2 separate regions of the Homo sapiens genome follow, and region 2 is linked to region 1. Evidence: read pairs that join two places in POLR2A ChIA-PET (ENCODE). Cell type or tissue: OCI-LY7. All regions are shown on one strand. Links, peaks and the distances in the headings refer to the core of each region. The heading gives the core; the rest is flanking DNA.

Region 1 (15,312 bases), core at 6,199-10,198:
GAAAAGGTTTTAGGATGGAAACCCAACATTTAAATTACAGGTAGAGTTGAATATTTAAATTAGTAAATTACATGATTAAGTGCCTTTAAAAAACTTATTCTAGTTTAAGCATTAACAGTGAGATTCACTATCTAATATATGAATTTTTAACAGTTGTTTTCCCTTAGTTATTTTAGTAGTATATAGTTCCTGAGGGAAATTGGGTAAACTTAGATTTTTTTTAACAAGTACCTCAATAGAAGTTAGCGATATAAACTCCATCTTTCCTAATCATTTGGATTATACTATGTGGAAGTTTGTTCAGTCTTTAATAGCAGAGAAATGTAGGAGGTTTGAAAATATGATTTGCCAAGAATATTAAGGTTTTTAGTTGGAGTGATTTTTGGTTATGTTAACTCAGTTTGAAATAAATATTAGTCAAAGACTTTTCAGACATTTTAAAAACCACAATATTGACTTAATGTATTGATTCCTAAGTCTAGAACTGCTGTCTAGAGTGCTTGCCTTTGCTCTAGACCCCTGTAAAAGCACTGCCTAATGGATATCACCACTTTGATTCACATTTCACAAACACTTCAATCCAAACATTTAGGAAACAAAACTCTTCCTGCCTCTTTTCCCCCCACAAAAACAGTGGAGAGAGAGCCGGAGACAGAAACTGCAACAAAATTTTTTCTTCCCCCCGATTTCCTACCTTGATTAATGGCACCACTCTTTCCTCATGAAACCTTCAGGAACCTGGGAATTGCCCTCCGCTTCACTCTGTACTTCACTGCCAACATCCAGTCTGTCACTGCCTTGTACATTTTCCCTCATGATATTTCAGGTCATTCCTTATTACTTTTTGTTGCCTCTATCTTATTTTAACTGAAAATATCTGTTTGTTGGGCTTCTGTAATGCTGAGTGGTCTTCTTGCCTTCTGTCTTCTGCCTCTTGTCATGCCCTCCTGTTCATTCTCTTGACTGCTGTTGGAGTAAGTATTCTAAAATGCTCTTTTAGTCAGGCTCTTTCACTTGGAGGGAAGAGACTCAAGTTACCTTAAGTAATGAAGTGCTTATTGAAAGGAACCATACACAAGGGAACCCAGGAAAAGTTAACTTGCTCTCAAGAAGAAAAAGAACCTAATAAAACTTGCTCTCAAGAAGAACAAGAACCTAATAAAGCTGGAGACCCCACTCCAGTGCTCCATTGTTAGCTTGTCCTAGATACCGTTTCTTTCTTCAGTTTTTTTCCCCCTATGTCATAGCTTCCATTTATTACTAATTTCTGCTCCTTATAACTACTATGTGACCCCCATGCCAACATCTTGCCTCCTGGCTGCAATTGTTTTAAAACGTTTTAAAAGAGGTTAGCTCCTGTTGCTAACCTCTTCCTTTTCCCTAGGATTTTCTGGTTTGAATTCCAGATTTGGCTCAGCTCTTTTTCTCATTGATTGCTAACAAGTCTGTGTACTTAGGTTATGTCACCACTCTTGGCCATTTATTGTTGGCTGTGTGTTTGTATGTATATATGGGTATCAGGAAAGATCTTAATGGTGGAAAGTATGGGACAGTGTGCAGGCTAATTTACCGCAAAATGGGGTTGTGAGCATGGCCCACACCATAATTTTGACATGTATAGTACAGATAAAAATCAAATCATGTCCTTTCCTATTGAATAATCTTCAAAAAAGCTGTCTCATTGCTTTCAGGATAGAGTTTAAACTGTAGCATGGCATGTGTATGAGATCATTCATGATCTAACTCTTAATTCTCTAGCTTTTCTTCACTTGCTGTCTTCCTTACATACTTTAATCCACTCTTACTGACTTTAGGCTTCCTCTCAGGTAATGTGCTTTCTCTCTCGTCTTTTACATTTGATGTTCTATTTCCCTGATTTCCACTTTCCCCTTTCTTTGCTTGGCTAATTTCTGTCTGACCTTTAGGATTCAGTTCAGGTGTATATTCTTCAGGAAGATTTCCTTTACCTCTTTTCAGATTAAGTTAGGTACCATTCTTATGTGCTCCTGTAGCACATAGTAATTACTTCTATCATAGTCCTCTAATGAAATAGCTTAATTACTTGTCTGTTTTCTTCACTAGGGTTTGACTACTTTGGTAAGAGGGATGATATCAGTGCTTTTTAGTAAAACAAGTTTTTAGATTGAGCATTTTAAAAAATATAAGTTCAGAAAAAATAGGGTCTCACTGTGTTGCCCAGGCTGGTCTTAAACTCCTGGACTAGAGCCATCCTCCTGCCTCAGCCTTTGAAAGTGCTAGGATTACAGGCTGAGCCACTGTGCCCAGCCTAAAAATATAAGACTTTATAAATTATAAAATATACAAAAAGTACACAGCTGGTAAATATATAGCTCAGTGAATTTTCACTAAGAACATACCAGTGTAACTAACATCTACATCAAGATATAGAATATCACTAGAACTCTACAAGCTGCCTCATGCCTTCTTCTAGTCACTAATCCAGCTCATAGAGGATTTAATTTACATGGGAAACCCTTTAACATATAGGTTTCTGTACCTATTTTGTGTGTATCTTTAGACATGCAAGGAGTGTAGGTATTGGAATTTTGATCCTGTAGAAAGAACATACCTAATTTATGTTATAGAAACAATTATGGCATAGTTTCATACAATAGACAAGTTCAAAATAACATAATACTACTAAGGTTTATTTGTGAGATGTTATATTTAGGTAGGTGTTTTTGTTTTATACATTTAATATGATTTTAGAGTGGCAGAAAATAATATGATAGAACAAAGTATATTTGCTGAAAATGGCCTATGAATTATGAGTGGTAAATATGCTTGGGATAGGTATAGTAAACATGTAAAGCACTTTCCAAATAGTGTTAGGCCTCTGGGTTTTAATGTGAATTATGTTGCTGGCGTATTTTGGCAGTGGGGTCATCCAGCGGGCAACTGAAGTGTAATTTTACATGTACAGTGAGGAATGGACTAGCTGTCCTGTCATAGACAGCTGGCTTGCTAAAAATTGTGTGTGTTTTTTTTATTTATTTATTTTTTTTTACAATTAGCAATAATTTTGGAGCATACTTTTTCTCAGTTTTGATTTTTCTTAAACTGTAAGATTGTGTAGCTCTTTGAATATATAACTGTATTCTTTTAAATATTCTTTTTCCTTAGATAGGCTTTTATATCTGTGAATCTTAAATCCATTAAGTGGAGAGAATATGGATTCTCAAACCTAGATTTCTAACAGACCTGGATTCAAGTTCTAGCCTTATAACTTTGGAACTGTCATTTATGGGCAAGTCAGTTAACGTTTGAGAGCTTGTCAGAATTTTCATCTCTCAATTGGGGATAATTGGGAGGCAGAGGTGGAGGTAGGAGGATCAGTTGAGCCTAGGAGTTTGAGACCAGCCTGGGCAACATAGGAGACCTTGTCTCTACAAAAATGACAAAATTATTATTAAATAGCTGAGTGTGGTGGCATTCACCTATGGTCCTAGCTACTTGGGAGGCTGAGGTGGGAGGATCACTTGAACCTGGGAGGTCGAGGCTGCAGTGATCTGTAATCATGCCATTGTACTCCAGGCTGGGCAACAGAGTGAGACCCTGCCTCAAAAAAAAAAAAAAAATTGGGGGTAATATTTGCCTCATAAGACTATCATTGGAGTTAAAAAAATTTTTATGTAAAGCACCAAGCATATAGTAGGTACTCAGTAAGTCTTCCTTTTCCCTCTTGAATACGTCTATTTCCTGTTTTATTTATTAATTTTTTTTTTTTTTTAAGACAATCTCACTCTGTCACCCAGGCTGGAGTGCAGTGGCGCAATCTCGGCTCACTGCAACCTCTGCCTCCTGGGTTCAAGTGATTCTCGTGCCTCAGCCTCCCGAGTAGCTGGGACTACAGGTGCACGCCACCATGCCCGGCTAATTTTGTATTTTTAGTAGAGACAGGATTTCACCATATTGACCAAGCTGGTCTTGAACTCCTGACCTCAAGCGATCTGCCTGCCTTGGCCTCCCAAAATGCTGGGATTATAGGTGTGAGCCACTGTGCGCAGCCTATTTCTTGTTATGTTTAAATGTGAAATCAATAATTTTTTTTTTTTTTTGAGATGGAGTCTCGCTCTGTTGCCCAGGCTGGAGTGCAGGGGTGCAATCTCGGCTCACTGCAAGCTCTGCCTCCCAGGTTCACGCCATTCTCCTGCCTCAGCCTCCCGAGTAGCTGGGAATACAGGCACCTGCCACCACTCCCGGCTAATTTTTTGTATTTTTAGTAGAGACAGGGCTTCACCATGTTAGTCAGGATGGTCTCGATCTCCTGACCTTGTGATCCGCCCGCTTCGGCCTCCCAAAGTGCTGGGATTACAGGCGTGAGCCACCATGCCCGGCCGAAATCAAGAATTTTAAGAATTTCACTGTGTGGCTTTTAGAATAAATGGCTAATCAAAGTTTGTTGCTAAAAGAAGCAGATATTAGGGCAGTCTGTCTACTAGTTGTCTTTCAAGTGTGATTTTTTTCAGTTAAAATATTTCTTGTGGCATTGGGGCATTTAAAAAATATTTTTGAAAAAATACTGCAAAGAAATGCTTCTCTTGATGTCTTAGCATATAAGATTAATGGATTTTAGAATGTATTTGATTCAGTGTGAGTTATCATAACAAAATGTGTTCTGTTTGTCAATGACAAACATTCCTTAAATAATTGACAGATTTTAGTACTATTGCTGTTTGTAGTGTGTAAGTATTTGTTTGAAATCTGTTTATTTTTATTGATCAGATGATAGTGGGCTGAGTAATCTCTGGAATTTTCTTTTTTTTTTTTTTTTTTTTTTTGAGATGGAGTCTTGCTCTGTCTCCCAGGCTGGAGTGCAGTGGTGCAATTTCGGCTCACTGCAACCTCCGGCTTCCGGGTTCAAGTGATTCTCCTGCCTCAGCCTCCCAAGTAGCTGGGATTACAGGTGCCTGCCACCGTGCCCAGCTAATTTTTGTATTTTTAGTAGAGATGGGGTTTTGCCATGTTGGCCAGGAAGGTCTTCAACTGCTGACCTCAGGTAATCTACCTGCCTCGGCCTCCCAAAGTGCTGGGATTACAGGTGTGAGCCACCACACCCGGCCTGGAATTTCCTTTTTGTTTTTTTCTTGAGACAGCATCTCACTGTATTGCCCAGGCTGGACTCAAGCTCCTGGGCTCAAGCAGTCCTCCCACTTCAACCTCCTGAGTAGCTGGTACTACAGATGTGTGCCACTACGCTGCCTGGCTAGATTTTTTTTTTTTTTTTAATGTAAGGGAGAAAGTTCTTAGGTGACTGTGTGGACATGTTTATAAACGATTTTTAGATTTTTTTTGCCTTATTTATTTATTTATTTTTTTGTGAGACAGAGTCTTGCTCTGTCGCCCAGGCTACAGTGCAGTGGTGCGATCTTGGCTCACTGCAGCCTCCACTTTCGAGGTTCAAGTGATTCTTGATTCTTGTGCCTCAGCGTCCCAAGTAGCTGGGATTACAGGTGTGTGCCACCACACTCAGCTAATTTTTGTATTTTTAATAGAGACAGGGTTTCACCATATTGGCCAGACTGGTCTCAAACTGCTGACCTCAAGCGATCCGCCTGCCTTGGCCTCCCAAAATGCTGTGATTACAGGCGTGAACCACTGCACCCGACTAATATTTTTGTCTTATTTTGCTTTTGCAACTCTGTTTTCTTTTAGTTCTCTTTCTTCCCTCCCCTATTGTTTTATAATTAAGATCTTAAAGAAATAGAAAAGTTGGAAGAGAACACTAATTATGTCTATCAACTAGATTCAAAAGATAGCGTTATGCCATCCATATTTGCATTATTGTTCCCTGTGTGATTGTGTGTGTGTATTTTTTTTTTTTTTTTAGACAGAGCCTTGCTCTGTCACCCAGGCTGGAGTGCAGTGGCATGATCTTGGCTCACTGCATGCTCCACCTCCTGGGTTCACACCATTCTCCTGCCTCAGCCTCCCGAGTAGCTGGGACTACAGGCACCCGCCACCACGCCTGGCTAATTTTTTATATTTTTAGTAGAGGTGGCGTTTCACGGTGTTAGTCAGGATGGTCTCGACCTCCTGACCTCATGATCTGCCTGCTGCCTCGGCCTCCCAGAATGCTGGGATTACAGGCCTGAGCCACCACGCCCGGCTGTGATTGTATATATTTTTGCAGAACCTTTTGAAAGTAAGTTGCGGCTGGGTGCCGTGACTCACATCTGTAACCCCAGCACTTTGGAAAGCCGAGGCAGGTGGATCACCTGAGGTCAGGAGTTTGAGACCAGCCTGGCCAACATGGTGAAACCCTGTCTTTACTAAAAATACAAAAATTAGCTGGGCGTGGTGGTGGGTGCTTATAATCCCAGCTACTCGGGAGACTGAGGCAGGAGAATCACTTCAACCTGGGAGGTGGAGGTTGTGGTGAGCTGAGATTGCACCATTGCCCTCCAGCCTGGGTGACAAGAGTGAAACTCTGTCTCAAAAAAAAAAAAAAAAATGTATGTGTCATGACAAGTTTACTGCAAAATACTTCGTATATATTTTCTAAGAAATACATATTTTTCGTATCACCAGTGTGCTATTACCAACACCTAGGAAAAATAATACCCTAATTTAATATTGAATTTATATTTGAATTTTCCCAACTGTCCTGAAAAATGTTTTTTTCAAAAGAGAACTCACTTTTAGTTTTTGCATTTCATTTGATTATCTCTTTTTAGTCTCTCAATGTAGGAAGTTCCTTCCCACATTTCTCTTCCCTGTGACATTGAAATGTCTTTGAAGAGACCAATCATCTTGTAGAATGGCCTGTTTTCTAGAGTTTTCTGATTGTTTCTTAGATTGTTTAACTTGTTCTTCTGGTGCTTGTATGTCCTGTAAACTGGAAGTTATATTGTAAAGGATTGAATAGATTCATATTAAAAAGTTTTGGCAAGAACACTCTGTAGGTGATGTTGTATATCATGTTGTGTGTTAATGGGAGGCACATAATGTCAGCTGTCCTCCTATCAGTGATGTAAGTTCGATAGGTTTAAGGTGGTGTTTGCTTATGTCTCCATTTTAAAAGTAAATTTTTTCTCCTGTTATGTACAATAATCTGTGGGACTGATACTTTGGTACCATACAAATATTCCATTTCTCAGTATTCTTTCTCTAATAATTTTAGCATCTTTTTTGATCCTTAGGTATTTAATTAAGGATTGCAAAATGGCGATTTTTCTAATTCTGTAATTCTTTTTCATTTATTAGTTATTCTTCAGTTAATAAGAGCTTTGTAACCTTTATCAACTGGGAGTGAACAACAGTTCCTATTAAAAGAGAACAGTAAATGCTTAATTTTTTCCTTAATTTTTAGAGTGAGGATTTGTGTAATAGTCATCTACAATAGTAGCAAATGAGGTTTTTAATGGTCTCATGACTTTTGTTGTATTATAGTCATTTGCAGACGTTTTTTTTTTTTTGATGCTCAAATTGTCTCAAATAAGGACAGTGGGAGCTTCTTCAAACAGGTTCCTGAATTATTTTTTCCTGAACCCATTAGTCTTTGAATGATTCCTTACTTTTGGGTACACGATATCTTGGCTCACCATGGACTTTTCCTGCTTTAGACTTGGAATCAGCAATTTCTCCAAGAAGCTTTGTCTTCTTACAGTGGAGGATTGTATTTATTTATATATTTATTTAATTAAAAAAAATATTTTTTGGAGGGGAGGGGCAAAGTCTTGCTCTGTCGCCCAGGCTGGAGTGCAGTGGCACGATTTTGGCTCACTGCAACTTCTGCCTCCGGGGTTCAAGTGATTCTCCTGCCTCAGCCTCTGGAGTAGCTGGGATTACAGGCGCGCGCCACTATACTTCGCTAATTTTTGTATTTTTAGTAGAGACAGGGTTTCACCATGTTGACCAGGCTGGTCTGGGACTCCTGACCTCAGGTGATCTGCCTGCCTCAGCCTCCCAAAGTGCTAGGATTACAGGCATGAGTCACTACACTCTGCCGAGATTGTATTTAGAAACCACTATTTAGGTGCTAAGTATGCTCCTTGTTATTGGGCTGTCATTGAGGCTCTTGACAGGAGGGAGTAAAAAGCATGATATCATCTTGATAATTCTTACTCAAGTTTAACATTATGGGTTTCTTCCTTCTCTTCTCCCTACTCTTCTTCCTCCTCCTCCTTTTAGTTTGTTAAATTATTTTTGTTTTAATCTCCTTTACGTTGAAAATCATAGTTTTTATTAACATTGATGTATGTTTTTTCTAAGTATTTATAAAATAGTTTCAAAAATAAATGAAACTGCTCAGTGAGACTCAAAATTTCTTTGCATTTCTTTTTGTCCTTAGACTGTATCCTACTAAGAATGTACCTATTGTAAGTAGTACTATGTTCAAAAGTCACTTGAAATAATGATTTTCTCAGTTTGATTGTTACCAGTTTAATATGCAGTTAGGTCTACTTATTTTATTTTAGGATTTGCTTTTCCTGTTTTTAGACTTAATTTGGCTGGGTGCTATGGCTCACGCCTGTAATCCCAGCACTTTGGGAGCCTAAGGTGGGAGGTTTGCTTGAGCCCAGGAGGTTGAGGCTGCAGTGACCTGTGATTGCGCTGCTGCACTCCAACCTGGGTGACAGAGTGAAACCCTATTTCAAAAAAAAAATAAAAAAAAACCCTTGATTTTATTCTTTGAATATGTAAAGCACTTACATAGTTCAGAAAGAGAAACCATATAAAAAAAGGATTTTTATTTTCTTAAATGTTTTTAGAGATGAGGTCTTGCTCTGTCACCCAGGCTGGAGTGATAGAGCAAGTGCAGTGGCACAATCATACATCACTGCAGCCTTGAACTCTTGGGTTCAAGCCATCCTTCTGCCTTAGCCTTCTGAGTAGCTAATACTATAGGTGCGTGCCACTGTGCCTTCCTAATTATTTTTTTAAATTACATTTTATTTTAGTAGGGATGGGGTCTTGCTATGTTGCCCAGGCTGGTTTTGAACTCCTGGCCTCAAGCAGTCCTCCTGTCTCAGCCTCCCAGAGTGCTGAGATTACAGGCATGAGTCATTGTGCCTGGCCAGGAATCTCATTTTCATCCCCATCTTTTTCATCCTGTTTTCTCACTCCTCTATACGTAACCATTTTTGTAAGTCTTTGATTAATCATCCTAATATTTTTCTTTCAAAAATAAAATATATGTATTCTCTTTTCATATGCTAAAGGTAGCATACCATGTATTCTGTTCTGTACCTTTTCTTTTTTTTCCACTTACTGTATGCTGGAGAGGACTTCGTATTGGTATATAAGATGTTTCTCATTCTTTTTTACGGAGACACAATATTCTATTATACGGATGTACCATAGTTTTATTCAGTGAGTTTGGTTCTGAAGGATATTTATGTTTAATCTTTTGAACTATGTGTAAGTAATACATATTGAATAAATTGATTAAAAAATAAAGCTTTCCCCGCAGGGCATGGTGGCTTATGCCTGTAATCCCAGCACTTTGGGAGGCCGAGGCCGGTGGATCACCTGAGGTTGAGAGTTCAAGACCAGCCTGACCAACATGTAGAAACCCCATCTCTACTAAAAATACAAAATTAGCTGGGCGTGGTGGCACATGCCTGTAATCCCAGCTACTAGGGAGGCTGAGGCAGGAGAATCGCTTCAACCTGGGAGGCGGAAGTTGCGGTGAGCCAAGATCATGCCATTGTGCTCCAGCCTGGGCAACAAGAGGGAAACTGTCTCAAAAAAAAAAAAAAAAAAAAAAAAGCTTTCCCAGCATTTCGGGAGGCTGAGGCAGTAAGGTTGCTTGAGGCCAGCAGTTTGAAACCAGCTTGGGCAACATAATGAGACCCTGTCTCTACCAAAACAAACAAAAGAACTAGCCAAGCATTGTGGTGTGTGCCTGTGGTCCTAGCTACTGGGAAGGCTGACATGGGAGGATCACTTGAGCCCAGGAGTTCGAGGTTACACTGAGCCATAATGATCATGCCACGGTAGTAGTCCAACAGCCTGGGCAATAGAGCAAGACCCTGTCTCTTAAAAGAGAAAAAAGGAAAAAGAAAAAAGTGTTTTTCCCAAGTGACTGAGAAGGAGCTGATTTTTTCCAGAAGAGTCTTGTAGCTTTCAGAGGTATCTTTGTTCTGTTTTGTTGTTGTTGAGATAATTTTAGGAAAAAAACAGTAGATATATTTTGGTATGGTACCTAGGTCTGAAGGGACAGTAGATGATTTGCCTGCTTTATTTCACTGTTTCCTGCTTTATTTCACTGTTTCCTGACTCCTTGAATCATTAGAACTAAAAAAAAGCCCATGTCTTGAATGTTTTCATGTAAGGATACATTGTATCTTCACTGGGTTTTCCTGAAAATTCTGCTCTTATGTACATCTTATGTACCATTTCCCCTTAACTTTAACCTTTCTTCTTTCTCTTTTTTTGTCTTAAATCTCAGATTATGTATAGGATTCTAAGCATTTAATGTACAGCTTCTTACAGTATAGTAGGGCAGAACAGATGTATCCTATGAATGAAGAGAAAGAGATCAGGAAAATGCTAAAGGCAGAGGGAATAGTCTGTTGGGATATAAAGAATTCAGTCTCTGGGCTTGTAGAATGACAGTTGGTTTAGGGAATCATTCAGATCTAAATTGTCTTTTACTTCGTTTAATCAGAATGGAAGTTGTTTCATTTATTGATCAAAATATTTGAGCATCTACCATGACCAACTTCCTGATGTGTAGGCACTGGGGAGGATACAGAACATTTTGTAATTATGGTAGCTTTTAAAAAATGCACACTAGGTACCAGACTTATATTACCGTATATTAAATTACCATACTAGTTACATGCAGTTGTTATTTTTCCTTTTCATTCATATACTGATGCTTCCTTACTTACAGTGGGGTTACATCCTGATAAACCCATTGTAAGTTGAAAATACCATAAGTCGAAAATGCATTTATTACACCTAACCTACCAAATATAATAGCTTAGCTTAGCCTTCCTTAAATGCGCTCAGAACACATTAGCCTACAGTTGGACAGAATCATCTGGCAACACAGTATATACTATTGAGGATCAGTTGTTTACCCTTGTGAGAGCTGCTGCTTTCTGCTGCTGCCCAGCATTATGAGAAAGTATCATACTGCATATTGCTAGCCTGGGAAAAGATAAAAATTCAAAATTTGAAGTATGGTTTCTACTGAATGCATATCGATTTTGCACTGTGCTAAAGTTGAAAAACTGTAAGTTGAACCGTCATAAGTTGTGGACCATCTGTATACAAGAGAAGGCATAAAATGTTCAGTTTAAGGGAAATAATAAAGTGAATATTAGTGTTGTCATTGCCCAGGTCAACAAGCCAGAAGTGCTTCCCTCCAACCTCACCATCCTTGTCAACATATCCCCCCTCAGTGGAGGTAGTTATTATCCTGACCTTTGTGACTGTTTTTTGCTTTGCTTCATAATTTTAAGTCCTAGCTATACATCCTTAAACAATATAGTTTTCCTTGTTTTTGAACTTCATGTGCATATAATAATACTATGTGTATATTATGTAATCTAAAAAATTAGTTCAGTATTTGTGAAATTCTTCTGCTTCTGCTGCTGCTTCTTCTGTTACTTCTGCTTCTTCTGTTTCTTCTTCTGCTTCTTCTGTTGCTTCTTCTGCTTCCACTGCTTCTGCTGCTTCTGCTTCCACTGCTTCTGCTGCTTCTGCTTCCACTGCTTCTGCTGCTTCTGCTTCCACTGCTTCTGCTGCTTCTGCTGCCACTGCTTCTGCTTCTGCGCTGCTTCTGCTTCTGCTGCTGCTTCTTCTTCTGCTGCTGCTTCTGCTTCTGCTGCTGCTGCTTCTGCTGCTGCTTGCTGCTTGCTGCTGCTTCTGCTGCTGCTGCTTCTGCTTCTGCTGCTGCTTCTGTCTCTGCTTGCTGCTGCTTCTGCTTCTGCTGCTGCTGCTTGCTGCTGCTTCTGCTTCTGCTGCTGCTGCTTGCTGCTGCTTCTGCTGCTGCCTCTGCTTCTCCTTCTGCTGCTGCTGCTTCTGCTGCTGCTTCTGCTTCTGCTGCTGCTTTTTTTTTTTCTTGAGACTTAGTCTTACTCTGCCACCCAGGCTGGAGTGCAGTGGCGCAATCTTGGCTCACTGCAACCTCCGCCTGCCAGGCTCAAGTGATTCTCCTTCCTCAGCCGAGGAGAATCACTTGAACCCGGGAGTGGAGGTTCAGTGAACAGAGATCGCACCACTGCACTCCAGCCTGGGTGACAGAGTGAGATTCCATCTCAAAAAACAAAGAAACAACAACAAAAAAAACCATATATAATTTGAATTTATCTGTAGATTCTTCTGGATTTCCTATATATATAATTATGTCATATGCAAATAATGACAATTTTGTCTCTTGTTTCTAATCCTTATACCTTTTATTTTTTTCCTGCTTTCCTTTGCTGCCTGAGATCTCCAGCATAATGTTGATAGGACTTTATAGGGCCATCTTTGTCTTGTTTCTCATCTCAAGGGAAAAATGTTCAACCTTTCCTCATTAAGCATGGTGTAGGCTTTGTAGATACCTTTTATCGAATCAAGGAAGCTTCTGTTTTTCTTTTGCCAAGACTCCATTAGAGACGTGTATAACTACTGAATTTTCTTGGATTTTTTTGAGATGTGGTTGATTGTATTGATTGGCTTTCTGATATATCTGTTATTTCTGGATTCAGAGTCCAGAGTGCTCACCATTACACCATGGAACCACCTAATCTGTTATTTCTTTTTTTTTTTTTTTTTAAATTTATTTATTTTTTATTGATAATTCTTGGGTGTTTCTCACAGAGGGGGATTTGGCAGGGTCATAGGACAATAGTGGAGGGAAGGTCAGCAGATAAACAAGTGAACAAAGGTCTCTGGTTTTCCTAGGCAGAGGACCCTGCGGCCTTCCGCAGTATTTGTGTCCCTGGGTACTTGAGATTAGGGAGTGGTGATGACTCTTAACGAGCATGCTGCCTTCAAGCATCTGTTTAACAAAGCACATCTTGCACCGCCCTTAATCCGTTTAACCCTGAGTGGACACAGCACATGTTTCAGAGAGCACAGGGTTGGGGGTAAGGTCACAGATCAACAGGATCCCAAGGCAGAAGTTTTCTTAGTACAGAACAAAATGAAAAGTCTCCCATGTCTACTTCTTTCTACACAGACACGGCAACCATCCGATTTCTCAATCTTTTCCCCACCTTTCCCGCCTTTCTATTCCACAAAGCCGCCATTGTCATCCTGGCCCGTTCTCAATGAGCTGTTGGGCACACCTCCCAGACGGGGTGGTGGCCGGGCAGAGGGGCTCCTCACTTCCCAGTAGGGGCGGCCGGGCAGAGGCGCCCCTCACCTCCCGGGCGGGGCCGCTGGCCGGTCGGGGGCTGACCCCCCCACCTCCCTCCCGGACGGGGCGGCTGGCCGGGCGGGGGGCTGACCCCGCCACCTCCCTCCCGGACGGGGCGGCTGGCCTGGCAGAGGGGCTCCTCACTTCCCAGTAGGGGCGGCCGGGCAGAGGCGCCCCTCACCTCCCAGACGGGGCGGCTGGCCGGGCGGGGGGCTGACCCCCCCCACCTCCCTCCCAGACGGGGCGGCTGGCCGGGCGGGGCCTGACCCCCCCACCTCCCTCCTGGATGGGGCGGCTGGCCGGGCAGAGGGGCTCCTCACTTCCCAGTAGGGGCGGCCGGGCAGAGGCGCCCCTCACCTCCCGGACGGGGCGGCTGGCCGGGCGGGGGGCTGACCCCCCCACCTCCCTCCCGGACGGGGCGGCTGGCCGGGCGGGGGGCTGACCCCGCCACCTCCCTCCCGGACGGGGCGGCTGGCCTGGCAGAGGGGCTCCTCACTTCCCAGTAGGGGCGGCCAGGCAGAGGCGCCCCTCACCTCCCAGATGGGGCGGCTGGCCGGGCGGGAGGCTGACGCCCCGACCTCCCTCCCGGACGGGGCGGCTGGCCTGGCGGGGGGCTGAACCCACCTCCCTCCCTGACGGGGCGGCTGGCCGGGCGGGGGGCTGACCCCCCCACCTCCCTCCCGGACGGGGCGGCTGGCCGGGCAGAGGGGCTCCTCACTTCCCAGTAGGGGCGGCCAGGCAGAGGCACCCCTCACCTCCCAGACGGGGCGGCTGGCCGGGCGGGAGGCTGATGCCCCGACCTCCCTCCCGGACGGGGCGGCTGGCCTGGCGGGGGGCTGAACCCCCCACCTCCCTCCCTGACGGGGCGGCTGGCCGGGCGGGGGGCTGACCCGCCTACCTCCCTCCCGGACGGGGCGGCTGGCCAGGCGGGGGGCTGACCCCCCCACCTCCCTCCGGGACGCGGCGGCTGGCCGGGCGGGGGGCTGACCCCCCCCACCTCCCTCCCGGACCGGGCGGCTGGCCGGCGGGGGGCTGACCCCCCCCACCTCCCTCCCGGACGGGGCGGCTGGCCGGGCGGAGACGCTCCTCACTTCCCAGACGGGGTGGCTGCCGGGCGGAGAGGCTCCTCATTTCTCAGACGGGGCAGCTGCCGGGTGGAGGGTCTCCTCACTTCTCAGACGGGGTGGTTGCCGGGCAGAGGGTCTCCTCACTTCTCAGACGGGGCGGCGGGGCAGAGATGCTCCTCACCTCCCAGACGGGGTCGTGGCGGGGCAGAGGTGCTCCTCACATCCCAGACGGGGCGGCGGGGCAGAGGTGCTCCCCACATCTCAGATGATGGGCGGCCGGGCAGAGACGCTCCTCACTTCCTAGATGTGATGGCGGCCGGAAAGAGGCGCTCCTCACCTCCTAGATGGGATGGCGGCCGGTCGGAGACGCTCCTCACCTCCCAGACTGGGCAGCCAGGCAGAGGGGCTCCCCACATCCCAGACGATGGGTGGCCAGGCAGAGACGCTCCTCACTTCCCAGACGGGGTTGTAGCGAGCCGAGACCACGCCACTGCACTCCAGCCTGGGCACCACCGAGCACTGAGTCTTCACATCTGTTATAGCTCAGAGTGATCTGCACGCCTCGGCCTCTCAAAGTGCTGGGATTCCAGGTGTGAGCCACCACACCTGTCTAATTTTTCTATTTTTTGTAGAGACAGGTTTCACCATGTTGGCCAGGCTGGTCTTGAACTCCGGACGTCAGGTGATCCGCCCGCCTCGGCACCCCAAAGTGTTGGGATTCCAGGTGCAAGCCACCACACCTGTCTAATTTTTCTATTTTTTTAGAGATGGGGTCTTGCTATACTGCCCAGGCTGGTCTCAAACTCCTGACCTCAGGTGATCCGCCTGCCTCACCTCCCAGAGTGCTGGGATTACCCTAATCTGTTATTTCTGATGTTAGTTTTTATCCCTTTTTCCATTCCTGATCCTTTGCTTTTTTTT
Region 2 (15,312 bases), core at 7,074-11,073, 55 kb after region 1:
AATGCAAGCACTGTTTGGGCTGCCCTAGCTGGTGTCTCACTGGGTCATGTGCACCTCAAGTCCACTGATTCCAAGTGCACACAACACCAAGACTTGCCCAGGAATTGAAGTCCTAGTGGCCTAGACTGCCTTCTAAGTTTATGTATGATCCCAGAGTACTTTAGCTTGCCATGGTAGGGCTAGCCAGAACTCAGGTTCCAACCACTGGGATGGACAATTCCTCTCTGATTAGGGCTCGTCTAAATGCTCCCTCCATAGATGCCGGCTGAATTCTGCCCTGTGCTGCTTTCTCCTGTGACGGGGCAGCACTGAGTTTCAATGCAAAGTCCCACAATCTCTGTGCTATCTCTCCCACAGGTACACAGATTCTGTCTCTGGACAACATGGCTGCTGCTAGAGGATAGGGTGGTGTTGGCAGTTCAAGACTGTCTTTCCTACCCTCACCAGTGGCTCTTTTATTTTTTATTTATTTTTTATTTTTATTTTTTATTTTCTAATAAGACTAGATTTATTCAATACCCTAGTAAAAGTTTTGATTATAAGTATCCAACAGTATAAAAAGTACAAAACAGATCTGTAGATTTCTAATATATTAATACAAAGTGCATGACTACATACAGTACATCTTACAGGCAAAGAGAGGTGGAAGGGGAAAAAGAAGACAGTGGAAGGGGAAAAAGAAGACTGTGGTTGAGGTCTAGTAATAAATAAATAAATACAGAAGTAGAGATGATCCATATTATAGTATATTCTACCACCAATACTGCAGCCAAAATGTACAAAAAAATCAGTTCAAAATAATAACTCAGGAAGATGATAATGGCTGGACTTTTGTAATTCGCCTCAAAGACTGTGGGAGAGGCAACTCAACTCACTGTATAGTCTGTGCATATGGTGGCTTGTAGCATGTAGGTTTTTTCCAAAAGAAGGAAATATAAAATGTTTGGATTAAGAACTATAAAACTACAGGGTGCCTATAAAAGGTGGCTTACTCCTTATTGTTATTATACTATCCAATTTTTAAAATGCAGTTTAAAAAAATAAGCGCTGAGTCTTGTTATTACAAGGCAGGCAAATGTTTCTCCCTCATTCTGAAAAGACTGAACTGACGATGCTTTTCCTGAACATTTAGAAAAGAGGCAGTAAGAGTACTCTGGTTTGGGTTCAAGTGAGAGGCTTTTCATGAAAATCTTAGGATTGAAGAGCTCTAAGTTCAGGATATCTCAATGTTCAGAAAGCCTCACTAAAAAAAGCCAATCCAAAACCATTTAATGTGAACACAAACCTCTTTTCTTTTAGTAAGTTTTACTTTTAATACAGAGTGAAAGAAAATAAAAACGTAATAGGCTAAAACAAGTCAAACACCCATTCTACACAGATAAAAACCTTCACAAAGGTCAACTGAAGTAATCCAGAGCTGAAACTGAATTGTGCAGATTTTCAGTGAAGTCACAGAAGTCATGTAACACAAACAAAAGTCGATTATATTTACACACTCAGCAAGCCCTCTAAGAAATGTGCCCCAAGAAGCATTAACCTTTGTTTTGTGCCATCCTGAAGACTTGCACATTTTATTTTTCAGATAGCTTAACATTTTTAATTGAGTGTGTTCTCTACCATGCAGTAATGCTTTGGTACTATTCATACAGGGTCTCGCCTGTCCTAAAGACTTGCCATTTCCCCAAGAGGAACTTTGATTCCAACCTGTACTACTGATTATTAAGCAGGACAGACAGAGCTTTCTGTTGCAAATACCTTGGAGGAGAAAGTAATTTCTAAATATACAGAGAGGTAACTTGACTATATATGTTGCATCCTGTGCCTCCCTTCATATTAACATTTGATAAAGATTTTAATTTATGTAAAACTTCTAAAGCAGAATCAAAGTTTTTGATAAAAAAGCAAAAACAAAATTAATGTATATATTTTGAAAAGTAAATTTTAATAACACACTGCAGAACACTGCACAGAACACTGCATTAAAAATCCTTAGGTACTTTTTAATTTCTTTAACTGAACTTCTAGTTTAAAGGAAACTCTTTATTCCCTGTTTTCTTTCTTCACCACAGTTTTCCTCTGTAATTAGTCCCTTCTAACTCAGTCCAGTGAATAACATCATAAGCTGGCCTATTCTGAACCACACCCTGCTAAACCACAGCAACTTTCTTACCTCGTTAGCATATACTGTTAGCATATACTTTTGAAGTGTCTACATTGAGATAGAGAATAAAAAGAATATTAAATAATTTTCTATATAAAAGATACAGCATTGTCTGATTGCTATATAAATGCCAGTAATGTGCTTAGTTCTTTACGTGTATTGTTTTATTCTTATGGTCAGCTATCCCCACATCATTTATTTAGTAATCGTTTTTTCTCTGCTGACTTGAAATGTCATCTTTATCGTATATTTTCATAGTTTTTTTTGCTCTTTAGGTCTTGATTTTCTGATTTGAAAGGTAATAGTTTATTTTTGTCTAAGAATTGCTGTTCAACTCAAATTAGGTAATGTATATCAAACTTATTTTTGATTATAACTATAGATGGAAAATGTGAAGATTTCCCAAAAGCCCAGTGTTTTAACCCATTTTAAAATATATGTATACCTTTATGTGCAATTTTCTAGATTTAAAAATTTTACGTTATAAATTCTTTTCCATATTTCTGCATGGTTGACTTTACAGCTATCTCCCACTATTCATGTTTGCTTAATTCTTCAGTTTGGATAGTGAATTTGAATGTCAGGGGGTACTGCCTTATTTGAATCTGTTTGTTTCCTAAAGTTTGCATAGCAAATAACAAGATAATGAAGGAAATTCCAGAAGTTTACTCAAACGTATTTGGTTCTTGAGTTTAGGTTGTGAGATTTTTTGAAATCAGGAATTTGGATAACAAGGGCGACCTGTATCCTCAAAGGGTATTGCACTGAAATACTACCCATTATAATGGGTTCTTTTGATTGTAGAGAACAGAAACCTACCTCAGAGTGGCTCAGGGAATAAAAGGGAATTGATTGGCACACTTAACAAGGAATTTCAGTGGTCTAGCTTATTTGAGGCACAACTGGATTCAGTGGCTCAAATATGTTGATAAGATTTTGCTGTGTGTGTTAGTTTCATTTTCTTTTATTGCAGAGCCTTCTTTTATGCATTCAGGGAATATGGCTGCCAGCAGCTGTAGGTTTAGATCTTTCTAGCTTAGCGGCCCTGGTGTGGGAAGAAAGCTTCTTTTCCGACAGTTGCAGCAAAAATTCCAGTACAGAATCTCAGTAGTCAGCCACTGTGGCTAAGAGTAATGAAATAAATTGATTGACTGGGCCTGGGTCACAGCAAATGTCTCTCTTCTCCCTTATCTGGGGAATGAGGTCAGTTCATTCAAACTATGTTCGATGACAAAGATGGAATGACAAGGAGGAGAAATAGTTTTTCAAAGGAAAACAGTAATTTTGAAGAAGGTACAGAGTACTTACTGGTCAGGCTAAGCTGATACACATATACTAGTGTGTCATACAATAATTCACGTTATGTTTTATTTTTTATTTTCATAGTTTTTTGGGGAACAAGTGATGCTTGGTTGCATGAGTAAGTTTTTTTTATTTTTAATTTTTATTTTTGAGATGGAGTCTTGCTCTCTCGTCAAGGCTGGAGTTCAGTGGTGTGATCTCTGCTCACTGCAACCTCCGCCTCCCGGGTTCAAGCGATTCTGCCTCAGCCTCCCAAATAGCTGAGATTACAGGCATGTGCCACCACACCTGGCTAATTTTTTTTTTTTCCTGAGACAGAGTCTTGCTCTTGTCACCCAGGCTGGAGTACGGTGGTGCAATCTCGGCTCACTGCAACCTCCGCCTCCCAGGTTCAAGCAATTCTCCTGCCTCGGCCTCCTGAGTAGCTGGGATTATAGGCACCCACCATGCCTGGCTAATTTTTGTACTTTTAGTAAAGACAGCGTTTCACCATGTTGGCTAGGCTGGTCTTGAACTTCTGACCTCAGGTGATCCGCCCGCCTCAGCCTCCCAAAGTGCAGGGATTACAGGTGTGAGCCACTGTGCCCAGCCATTTTTGTATTTTTAGTAGAGACGGAGTTTTGCCATGTTGGCCAGGCTGGTCTTGAACTCCTGACCTCAGGTGATCTGCCTGCCTCGACCTCCCAAAGTACTGGGATTAACAGGCGTGAGCCACTGCGCCCAGCTGAGTAAGTTCTTTAGTGGTGATTTCTGAGATTTTGGTGCACCCATCGCCTGAGCAGTATACACTATACCCAATTTGTTATCCCTCACCCACCTCCCACCTTTTCCCCCAAGTCCCCAAAGTTCACTGTGTCATTCTTACACCTTTGAATCCTCATAGCTTAGCTCCTGCTTATGAGCGAGAACATACGATGTTTGGTTTTGCATTCCTGAGTTACTTCACTTAGATTAATGGTCTCCAGTTCCATCCAGGTCACTGTGAATGCCATTATTTTGTTCCTTTTTATGGCTGAGTAGTATTCCATGGTGTATATTGACCACAATTTCTTTATCCACTCATTGATTGATGGGCATTTGGGCTGGTTCTATATTTTTGCAGTTGTGAATTGTGCTGCTATAAACATGCCTGTGGGAGTATCTTTTTTTGTATAAATGACTTCTTTTTCTCTGGGTAGGTACTCAGTAGTGGCAACTGGGTGATACCCTGTTGTGCAGGTTGGAGCACAGTGGCATAATTTGGGCTCACTACAACCTTTGCCTCCCGGGTTCAAGTGATTCTTGTGCCTCAGCCTCCTGAGTAGTTGGGGCTACAGGCCCGTGCCACCATGCCCAGCTAATTTTTACATTTTTATTAGGGATGGGGTTTCGCCATGTTGGTCAGGGTGGTCTCGAACTCCTGACCTCAGGTGATCCACCTGCCTTGGCCTCCTAAAGTGCTGGGATTATAGGCGTGAGCCACCGCACCTGCCCTACTTTTAGTTCTTTAAGGAATCTCCATGCTGTTTTTTATAGTGGTTGTATTTTACATATAGTGAATGTATTTTACATTCCTACCATCAGTGTCAAAGTGTGTTCTCTTTTCACCACATCCCTGCCAGCATCTATTATTTTTTTGATTTTTTTTATGGCCATTCTTGCAGGAGTAAGGTGGTATCACATTGTTATTTTGTTTTGCATTTCCCTCATCATTAATGCTGTTGAGCATTTTTTCATGTTTGTTGACCTTTTGTGTATCTTCTTTTGAGATGTCTATTCATGTCCTTAGCCTACTTTTTGATGGGATTGTTTGTTTTTTTCTTGCTAATTTGTTTGAGTTCCTTGTAGATTCTGGATATTAGTCCTTTATTGGATATACACATTGTGAAGATTTTCTTACACTCTGTGGGTTGTCTTTTTGCTGATTTTTTCTTTTTCTGTGCAAAGGCTCTTTAATTAAGTCCCATTTATTCATCTTTGTTTTTGTTGCATTTGCTTTTGGGTTCTTGGTCATAAAGTCTTTGCCTAAGCCAAGGCCTGGGAGGGTTTTTCTGACATTATCTTGTAGAATTTTTATTCAGGTCTTAGATTTAAGTCCTTGATCCATTTTGAGTTGATTTTTGTATAAGGTGAGAGGTTTTCATTCTACATGTGGCCTGCCAACTATTAACATTTTATTTATTTAGAGATGGGGTCTTGGTATATTGCCCGGGCTGGTCTTGAACTCCTGTGCTCAAGCAGTCCTCCCACCTCAGCCTTTCAAATAGCTATGACTATGGGCACGCACCACTGTGCCCAGCCTGATAATTTATTTCTTCCATTACATTTTCTTCAACTGAAATGGTACAAAATATGTTTTCTTTCAGCACCCACTTTTGCTTTTACTTGACGTTGATCTGCTATAGGTAAAACTTGGGCTTTTATATTCTTTCTAGTAATGATTAGCTGATATACAGTCTCGTCACATCTTATCTCAAATTCTGTTTCTCTGCCCATCTTTTTTTTTTTTAATTCTTTCAGTAAAAGTGTCCTTTTTTTTTCCTTTCTGAGAGACATCTGTCCACCTTTGACCTTAATCTCATTTAGTCTTGCTTACCAAGGAACTTTGGCTTACCAGTTAGACCTTCTTTTTCTTCAGTTTTTAGTTTCTGCTTCCTTGCTTGATCTTATTTATAATCATACAGTTGTGTTCCCAAGCCCCCTAACTAATAAACATTTCACTCACAATACTCCTGCTTTTTTTTTTTTTTTTTTTTTTTTTGAGACAGAGTCTCGCTGTGTCTCCAGGCTGGAGTGCAGTGGCACGATCTCTACTCACTTTACTCACTTCAACGTCTGCCTCCTGGGTTCAAGTGATTCTCCTGCTTCAGCCTCCCAAGCAGCTGGTACTACAGGCGGACACCACCATGCCTGGCTAATTTTTGTATTTTTAGTAGAGGTGGGGTTTCACCATCTTGGCCAGGCTGGCCTCGAACTCCTGACCTTGTGATTCGCCCGCCTCGGCCCCCCAGAGTGCTGGGATTACAGATGTGAACCACTGCGCCTGGCCCTACTCCTGCTTTCTTTGTAGCAGATTCGATCAACATCTGCTAGCTACTTACTTGCCACTCTGTGGCTTCCTCCTTAACTTCTTGTAATCTTTTTCTGTTTTGTACTTCTTTTCAAGAATACCAGTGATATCCAGAGACCTTTCTCTCAGGCCTAAGCCTAAAATAATAGTATGGAAGGGCTAAAAAAAACCCTTAAGAGATGTTTAATTCAATTTTATTTTCCTGTTTTGCTTGATGTTATTTTGATTATACCAGCTTTCTTTTGGCTAGTGTTTGCATGGTATTTCTTCTCCTTTTAAAAAAATACTTTCTGATTCTGTATCCTTATGTTATAGATGTGTGTCTACTGAAAACAGCAGATAGTTGAATTTTAAAACTTTGACCATCTTTGTCTTTTAACTGGAGCATTTACATGTAATATAATATAATTACTGTTGTATTTAGCTTTAAAACTTTACTATTTGTTTTCTATTTGATCTACCTATTCTGACTTTTTTCTCTTCTCCTTTCTTGCTTTCTTTTGAACTCATTATTCTGTTTTTTCACTCTACTAGTTGAAAAGTTATACATAATTATTTTTAACTTTTAGTTTCAGGAGTACATGTACAGGTTGGTTCTTTAGATAAATTGTGTGTTTCAGGGGTTTGGTGTACAGATTATTTTGTTACCCAGGTAATAAGCACAGCAGTACCCGATAGGTAGTTTTTCGATCCTCGCCTTCCTTCCACCCTTCACCCTCAAGTAGGCTCTTGTGTCTATTGCTCCCTTCTTTGTGTTCATGTCTACTCAGTTTTTAGCTTCCATTTATAAGTGTGGTGTTTGGTTTTCTGTTCTTGCGTTAGTTTGCTTAGGATAATGGCCTCCAGCTCCATCCATATTGCTATAAAGGACATTATCTCATTCTTTTTTATGGCTGCATAGTATTCCGTGGTGTATATGTGCCACATGGAAAGTTACACTTAAAAAACCTTTTTTTTTTTCTTTGAGACGGAGTCTCACTCAGTTGCCCAGGCTGGAGTGCAGTGGTGTGATCTTGGCTTACTGCAACCTGCGCCTCCTGAGTTCAAGCGATTCTCCTGCCTCAGTGTCCTGAGTAGCTGGGATTACAGGCACGCAGCACCCTGCTTGGCTAATTTTTTTTTTTGTACTTTTAATAGGGACAGGGTTTCACCATGTTGGCCAGGCTGGTCTCGATCTCCTGACCTTAAGTGATCCGCCTGCCTTGGCCTCCCAAAGTGCTGGGATTATAGGCGTGAGCCACCAGGCCCAGCCTAAAAAAAAGTCTTTTTTAGTGGCTACCCTAGAACAACCGTCAGCAGAATTTTCCTGTAAAGGAGCATATAGTAAAAGTTTTTGGCTTTGTGGACCGGCCTGGGCAGCATTCCATCTTGCTATGGGGTGATACTTCTTGGGGTGATACTTTTCAGGCTGGAAACGTCTGTGGCCACTGGCGCCTCTGCCTGAGTTTTTCTTGGGCCTGCTGGGCTTATTCTGATCACTCTGAATGGCAGGCTGTGTTTGGCTTGCACTACCAGCCTGGATCCCACACCTACCAAAGGAGGGTGTGTGAGTGAGTGAGGAGTTTGGCCACTCTACACAACCGAGCATGCTGGCTGCAGCGGGGCAGGCAGCTCCGGGTGCTGGCATAGGCGCTGGCTTCCTTGCAAGGCTGTGGATCAGGCATACCTCAAGCAGCTTCCATGGCTGGCACTGGGGAATGCAGTGGTGCTCGGAAGCTTGAAGATGCCAGGAACCGTAGAGCCCCAAAGAGGGTGTCAGAGCCCTGGCTTGGGGAGCCCCCAGGTCTGGACTCCATGAAGGGCCTTAGCTCTTTTCTCCTTCTCTCTTCTCTCCTTCTGTTGCCTACAATGGGACGAACAAGGGGCGTATTTCAGCCCTGTTTGTGTTATAGCTCTTTTAGTCCTGCCATTCGGCAGGTCCTGAGTTCTTGTTCTGTACCCAGGAAGAACGAGGTACACGGACAAGTGGAAGGTGAGCAAGGTGAAGGGGAGCTTTATCGAGTGATAGAATAGCTCAGAGGAGACTCGCAGTGGGTAGCTCCTCTCTGCAGCCAGGGTGTCCTGATGAGTGTTCGGGTGTCCTGATGAGTGTTCAGCTGTCAGCAGAGTGGAGACCGTGGAGTGGGTAGCTCCTCACTGCAGCTGGTAGTTGGATATCTCTTCAGCTTTCAGCAGAGGAGACCCTGGGGTGGGTAGCTTCTCCCTGCAGCTGGTTGTCCCATCATCTTCTCAACTCCCGGCAGAGAGGAGACCCTGGGGTGGGCACCTTTTCTCTGCAACTGGCAGGTGGTTGTCTCCCCAAGTCTGGCTGAGTTCAGGCTTTTATAGGTCTCAGCAGGGAGGGTGTGTGTACTGATTGGTTCATTGACAACCATGGGTGAGCCTGGAGAAAGCACCACAAGTTCCCACTCTGGTCATCGGGTGCCAATGGAAAGCCTGGTCCCCAGGCTTCAGGCCTTCCCTGGCTTGAAGGTGGGGTTTCACCAGGGACCTGCCTCCTTTTGCCCAGGAGCCTGCCTGCCTCCTCCTGCTGTTCATGGTGCCCAGGCTGTTTGTGACAGGGGGTGCCTACAGGTACTGAGCTGCCCTCAGTACCCCCTCAGCCTCCCTCTAGTGTTTGTAGGCACCCAAAGTTTAGAGGGGGCCAAGGTGGCAGGGGGCTGGTGTATCAGTGCTATCTGGAGCGTGTGCACACTTGGCCAGGCTGTGACAGTGCCCAGTCTCGGACCCAACCTTTCTCTGAGATTGGAGTGGGTGCTGGGAGTGAGGAGAGGCCAGGCAGTGGGAGCAAACACCTCTGAGCCTGCAGGGACTGGGCGGGGGGCCTTCCTGGGCCTCTGAGAGTGCAGACATGCCTGGGTCTGCAGCTGCAGCTTGGGCGGCTGCAGCTGTGCCTGGGAGGGTGGGGCTCCTGCCTGCTCCCATCCCCCAAGAGCACAGTGATGCCTGGGTCTGCAGCCCACCTGGGCAGGTGGCCGCAGCTGCACCTAGGGAGCACGAAACTCCTGCCCTGTCAACTCAGAAGGTGGCAGGGTTCCCACCTGTTCCTGGCTTCTGCTGCCTCCATGGAGCACGCAGTCCTGGCTGCACCTCCCCCACTGCAGCTGGTATCATGGCAGTGGCCGCTATAGATGGGCCGCTGCTGCCATCGGTGGCATGCACTTACAGTCCCAGCTACTCGGGAGACTGAGGCAGGAGGATCACTTGAGTCCAGAAGGTTGAGGCTGCAGTGAGCCATGATTGTGCCATTGTACTCCAGCCTGCATGACAGAGACAGACCCTGGCTCTATAAAACAAAAACAAATACAAAAACAAAACAAAACAACAACAAAATAAAGTGAGTTAATGGAAAAGGAGCTGTAGGAGTGAGTCAGAAAAAGAGCAAGACTATCAGGAAGACTACAAGAAAAATAACTATGTGAGTACACTTTCAAGAACTAGAAATTGGCTGCTTTAGTCATGCCATAGTGTGGTGTGTTAAAATGAAGAATGAGGAAAGACCTTTGGATTACCAACTCTGTGGAATTTTGTGACTTCTCCGGAGCATTGTCAAGTAGCTTGCTATGTGGGAAGAGTGGTAAGGGAGTAGAAAGTGAGTTCCCAAATATTTGGGAATATGGTGATTTTCAAATACTATTTTCTGGACCAGCAATAACAGAATTACCTGCATTTCCTCAACTCATAACTATTGTTGAGCCTGGTAATGTACATTTAAAAAAAAATTTTGTTTGTTTGTTTGTTTATTTATTTATTTATTTATTTAGAGACGGAGTCTTGCTCTGTCACCCAGGCTGGAGTGCAGTGGCATGATCTTGGCTCACTGCAAGCTCTGCCTCCAGGGTCCACGCCATTCTCCTGCCTCAGCCTCCGGAGTAGCTGGGGCTGCAGGTGCCCACCACCATGCCTGGCTAATTTTTGTATTTTCAGTAGAGATGGGGTTTCACCATGTTAGCCAGGATGGTCCTGATCTCCTGACCTCGTGATCTATCCGCCTCGGCCTCCCAAAGTGCTGGGATTACAGGTGTGAGCCACCGCACCCGGCTGGTAATGTACGTTTTGAAAAAGCTCCCCAGATGATTTTGATGAAAGCTCATGTCTCGGATTTGCAAGTACAGATTTTCCAAGCTGTTTAGTAAGGACTGGCTTGTGATCAAGATGGATTTCTGAGTGGTATTTTGAGACAAACCCTCCTTTTTGTAAAAAAAAAAACAAAACAAAAAAACCCACAAAGCAGTAATTGATAAAATAACAAAGATAAAACCAAACTGACAAAACTAGGACTCAAAAAAGGTAAACACTTCTGTTTCAGGAAGGAGCAGGTGTGATTTTGGCTGCTTTGAAGTAATGGGGAAGTGTAATTAGAGTTGGGCTTATTGTTGGAAACAGTGGTCCAAGATAGGACTCCTGTTAAAAAAGATGTTTCTAAGTTTACTTCCAGGGCTGCCATATTATACAACTTTAGGGATTAGATTGTAGTTACTTAGTACAGTGGTCTTTAACCTTTTTGGCACCAGGGACTGGTTTCATAGATGAAAATTTTTCCACAGATGGGGTAGTAGGGGATGGTTTTGGGATGAAACTATTCTGCCTCAGATCATCAGGTATTAGATGATTAGTTAGATTCTCTGGCATTAGTTAGATTCTCATAAGGAGCATGCAGTTTAGATCCCTTGCATATGCAGTTCACAATAGTGCTTAATGCTTCTATGACAATCTCATGCTGCTGACGATCTGACAGGAGGCAGAGCCCAGGCAGTAATGCTTACTTGCCTGCTGCTCATCTTCTGCTGTGCGGCCCAGTTTCTGACAGGCCATGGACTGGCACTGGTCCATGGCCCAGAGGTTGGGGACCCCTTAACTTAGTACATCTCCTGGAGTGGTACAGGTCACAGCCTCCCTGGCTGTAAGAAGATTTGCTGCTGACTGCTGCCAGATGCCATAGCGTATATGAAGCAAACACTTAGGGATTCAGGAAAGCAAACATAGCTATACAACTAGGAACCTGGTAACTCAGAGTATATCCTCACTGTTATTGCAGAGCAGAATCTCCAGCTAGACTATCTGTAAGAAAAATATTTATGAGATAACTGAGGAAATTTGGAAATTTGAATATCAATTGATCATTTAATACCAAAATTTTTAATTTTTAAAAATATATTTATGATACTGTAGTTCTCTTAAAAAAGTAGTAAACATGTTCTCAGTAAGTGTTTGTATGAAAAACAAAAGAAGTTCCATCAAAAGTGCACTTGTAAAGCTAAATTCTCAAATATATGAACTCATCTCATGCTAAGGAAGATATGAAATAACCATAAGAGCAGTTCCGTCTGGATGACATTTCAGTGTTAGTCTGAAAAATATTAAATTACATACTGAGGGTTTTCAAAAAGAAAAGGAGTAATAGCCCTTAAGTATAAATAATTTTGAAATGTAAATCGGCGGAAAAAAGATGAGGTGGATTTGAAAATGACAAAAACTTTAGAAGTGAAAAATATAGTTGTAATTTTTAAAAGCCAACAGCATGGTGTTCATGAATGAGAAGAGTCAATTAGATGTCAGTTCTGTCCAATATTAATCTGTAAAGTCAATGCAGTATTAAAATCTGAAAAGGTTTTTTTTCACGATAGTAAACATGCAAACTTAAACATTTTTATGGTAGTGTAAATAGCCAAGGTAAAATTTGTAAAGAACAACACATTAAGGTAATGTGCCCTTCAGATACCAAAATTTATTATAGGACTGTAGTAATTAACAGAGGTTCAGGGGTGGAAAAATAGACCTATGGAACAGACTATAGAGCCCAGAACAGATTGATAGGTACAGATCCATAGATGGAATCTATTTTCAGTATGCTATGAGATAGGACTGTTAATTTTCTTCACTCCAACTCAGATTAGCAATTGAACCAGTACCACAGTGAATAGTTTGTCCTTTCCTCACTAGTTTATTTCTTTTTTAATTTTTTTTTTTTTTGAGACAGTCTCATTCTGTCACCCAGGCTGGAGTGTAGGGGTGCGACCTCAGCTCACTGTAACCTCTGCCTCCCGGGTTCAAGTGATTCTCCTGCCTCAGGCCCCTGAGTAGCTGGGATTACAGGGACGTGCCACCATGCCTGGCTAATTTTGTATTTTTAGTACAGACAGGGTTTCACCATGTTGGCCAGGCTGATCTCGAACTCCTGACCTCAGGTGATCCGCCCGCCTTGGCTTCCCAAAGTGTTGAGATTACAGATATGAGCCACCACTCCTGGCCTATATGGCTGGGTTTTTTTTATATGTTTTGTATTAATCTCTGTGTTTGAAAGACCATCTAGGCAAACAGGAAAAAATAGTTTCTTGATTAGAAGACTTTGACAAATATGTAGTAGTATGAGAGGATAGATAGTACCCTGGGCAACATGGTGAAACCCCATCTCTACTAAAAATACAAAAATTAGCCAGGCAAGGTGGCGCACACCTGTAGTCCCAGCCAGGTTGAGGTGAGAGGATCACCTGAGCCCGGGTGATGGAGGGTGCAGTGAGCCAAGATCATGCCGCTGTACTCTAGCCTGGGTGACAGAACAAGACCCTGTCTCAAAAAAAAAAAAAAAAAAAAAGGAAGTAACTGAAAGTATTTCTTCTTATTATTTTTTTAATAGCACATCATCCTTATATGTTAAAGGATGAAATAAATAAGGTAAATATTGATGACACATGAGAGTAGTTTTTTGGGGGCATATAACTAACTAATGAAGATAAGAAACAGGTTTTATCAGCCCTGGAAAGTGTGTGGGGCATATTTTCTCAGTAGAAGACAGGAATGGAATAAGATAGATGAGGTAAAGATAGGAATAAATTTTGAGTTGGAGAAGCCATTTGAAGGAAATCACTATTTTCTCAGTGAGGTATAAAAGTTGAAATCATTCTTCTAGAAGTGTAATATACTGTATACGAGGTTCGAGAAGATGGGAAGAAAATGCAGAATACTTGTAAGGAATGCAATAAATAAGGTTAGGTAAAAAGATATAATGGTAGCATTGAAGGAAAAAGGGAAGCTGAATAAAATTTGTAGTGGTGCCTAGTTGTATAATTGTGTTAAATTTGCCTAGCAAGTCAGGGGCAGGATTCTTTTGTCACTCTTGCCAAACTCCCTTCTCCTTCCCACCTTGTGGGAGGGAGTGAGTCAGAGCCTAGAATTCCTTGAAAATATATGTCTATCTCCTTAGTTGGTTTCTCTCATCATTTTCTTGGTTTTATGTAATTTCTATGTTTATCTATCTTCTTGCTGTTTTTAACAAATTTTACAAAATTTTTGCTCCATTGTTGGGATGCTTTCTTGTTTTTGCTTTATCCTTAAGAAATTTTGGGTACAGGGCAATTAGATTTGCATGGTTATTCTGTCTTAATCCAGTCTTTGTTAAGTATAAGGAAAGAACTTGGTTCTAATCCCAAGTTCCTTACAAACATTTGAGACAGCAGGGGAAAAATAATTTTTCTTTGTACTCTTTGGATTTTTGTATAATAAAACATTGAAATATATGTTTTTTTTGGCAAGTTACTATTTTAGAAAGTGCCTAGATTTGGACAGTGAAACTTAATATTATGTGGTCTCAATGAAACTGTTGCTGTGCTAAGACAAGAGTTAGTATTTTGTGTTTTAGAAGATGTAATCAACATGCTTGTTAAGCTTTTCTTTCTTGAGCATCAGAAAGCAATGTGTATTTACTTCTAAATATTTTGCATCTTTTATGTTACAGTTATTTTACCAAGAAAATGGTTTGCACGACTTTGAACATATACTATCCATGCTGATGGGACAGGATCCAATATGAATATAAATGATGGAGGAAGACGACGCTTTGAAGATAATGAACATACATTACGGATATATCCTGGGGCTATTTCAGAAGGGACAATCTACTGTCCGATTCCTGCCAGAAAAAACTCCACAGCTGCTGAGGTGATTGAGTCTCTTATAAACAAACTTCATCTTGACAAAACAAAATGTTATGTTCTAGCAGAGGTAAAGGAATTTGGTGGAGAAGAATGGATTCTCAATCCAACAGATTGTCCAGTTCAGCGAATGATGCTGTGGCCCCGAATGGCTCTGGAAAATCGCTTAAGTGGAGAGGACTACCGCTTCCTTCTGAGAGAGAAAAACCTTGATGGATCAATCCATTATGGTAGCCTGCAGTCATGGCTACGGGTAACAGAAGAACGTCGCAGGATGATGGAACGGGGTTTTCTTCCACAGCCTCAACAGAAAGACTTTGATGATTTATGTAGTTTACCTGATTTGAATGAGAAAACTCTCTTAGAAAACCTACGAAATCGCTTTAAGCATGAAAAAATTTATACCTATGTTGGCAGTATTCTAATAGTTATTAACCCATTCAAGTTTCTTCCTATTTATAACCCCAAATATGTCAAAATGTATGATAACCACCAACTGGGAAAACTTGAGCCCCACATTTATGCTGTGGCTGATGTAGCTTATCATGCCATGCTTCAGCGCAAAAAGAATCAGTGCATCGTGATTTCAGGAGAGAGTGGTTCTGGGAAGACTCAAAGCACAAACTTTCTTATTCACCACCTTACTGCTCTCAGTCAGAAAGGATTTGCCAGTGGAGTAGAACAGATTATTCTTGGAGCTGGACCAGTACTTGAGGTAAATATATAGAAATCTTATTTTTGATTTTAATTTTGATTTTTATCCTTTGAGGTGGGGGGGTGTACCATTCCTGGAGGTACTGCAATACCAGGTCGATGTGTGGAGTAGATCAAGCAAGATACTGTTCCATCTCCCAGCTCCAAAAACTCAT

What was found. ChIA-PET counts read pairs that join two places held together with the same protein. Peaks named below come from ENCODE experiments on the same cell type or tissue, not always from the same donor. Only the 100,000 strongest peaks of a DNase experiment are listed, where the experiment ranks them.
Region 2: POLR2A ChIA-PET joins it to region 1 with 5 read pairs; 7 of 35 experiments call an interaction of 5 or more read pairs at or near these places.

What each region holds. Positions count from the first base shown.
Region 1 is chr15:72,099,926-72,115,237 of GRCh38, reverse strand. All of the region lies in intron 1 of MYO9A (myosin IXA), which reads left to right. It also overlaps a transcript of SENP8 not described here. Among named protein-coding and RNA genes, the nearest start is that of MYO9A, 11 kb to the left of the region's middle. RefSeq lists an enhancer at 12,660-13,170. In OCI-LY7, for the core only: no CTCF peak of the experiment used is centred there; no DNase peak of the experiment used is centred there; H3K27ac peaks cover 209 bases.
Region 2 is chr15:72,045,570-72,060,881 of GRCh38, reverse strand. It overlaps MYO9A (myosin IXA), which reads left to right. Exons shown (of 42, transcript NM_006901.4): 2 at 14,248-15,158. The coding sequence starts at 14,319. Among named protein-coding and RNA genes, the nearest start is that of MYO9A-AS1, 60 kb to the right of the region's middle. In OCI-LY7, for the core only: no CTCF peak of the experiment used is centred there; DNase peaks (open chromatin) are centred at 9,431 and 10,831; H3K4me3 peaks cover 549 bases; H3K27ac peaks cover 1,387 bases.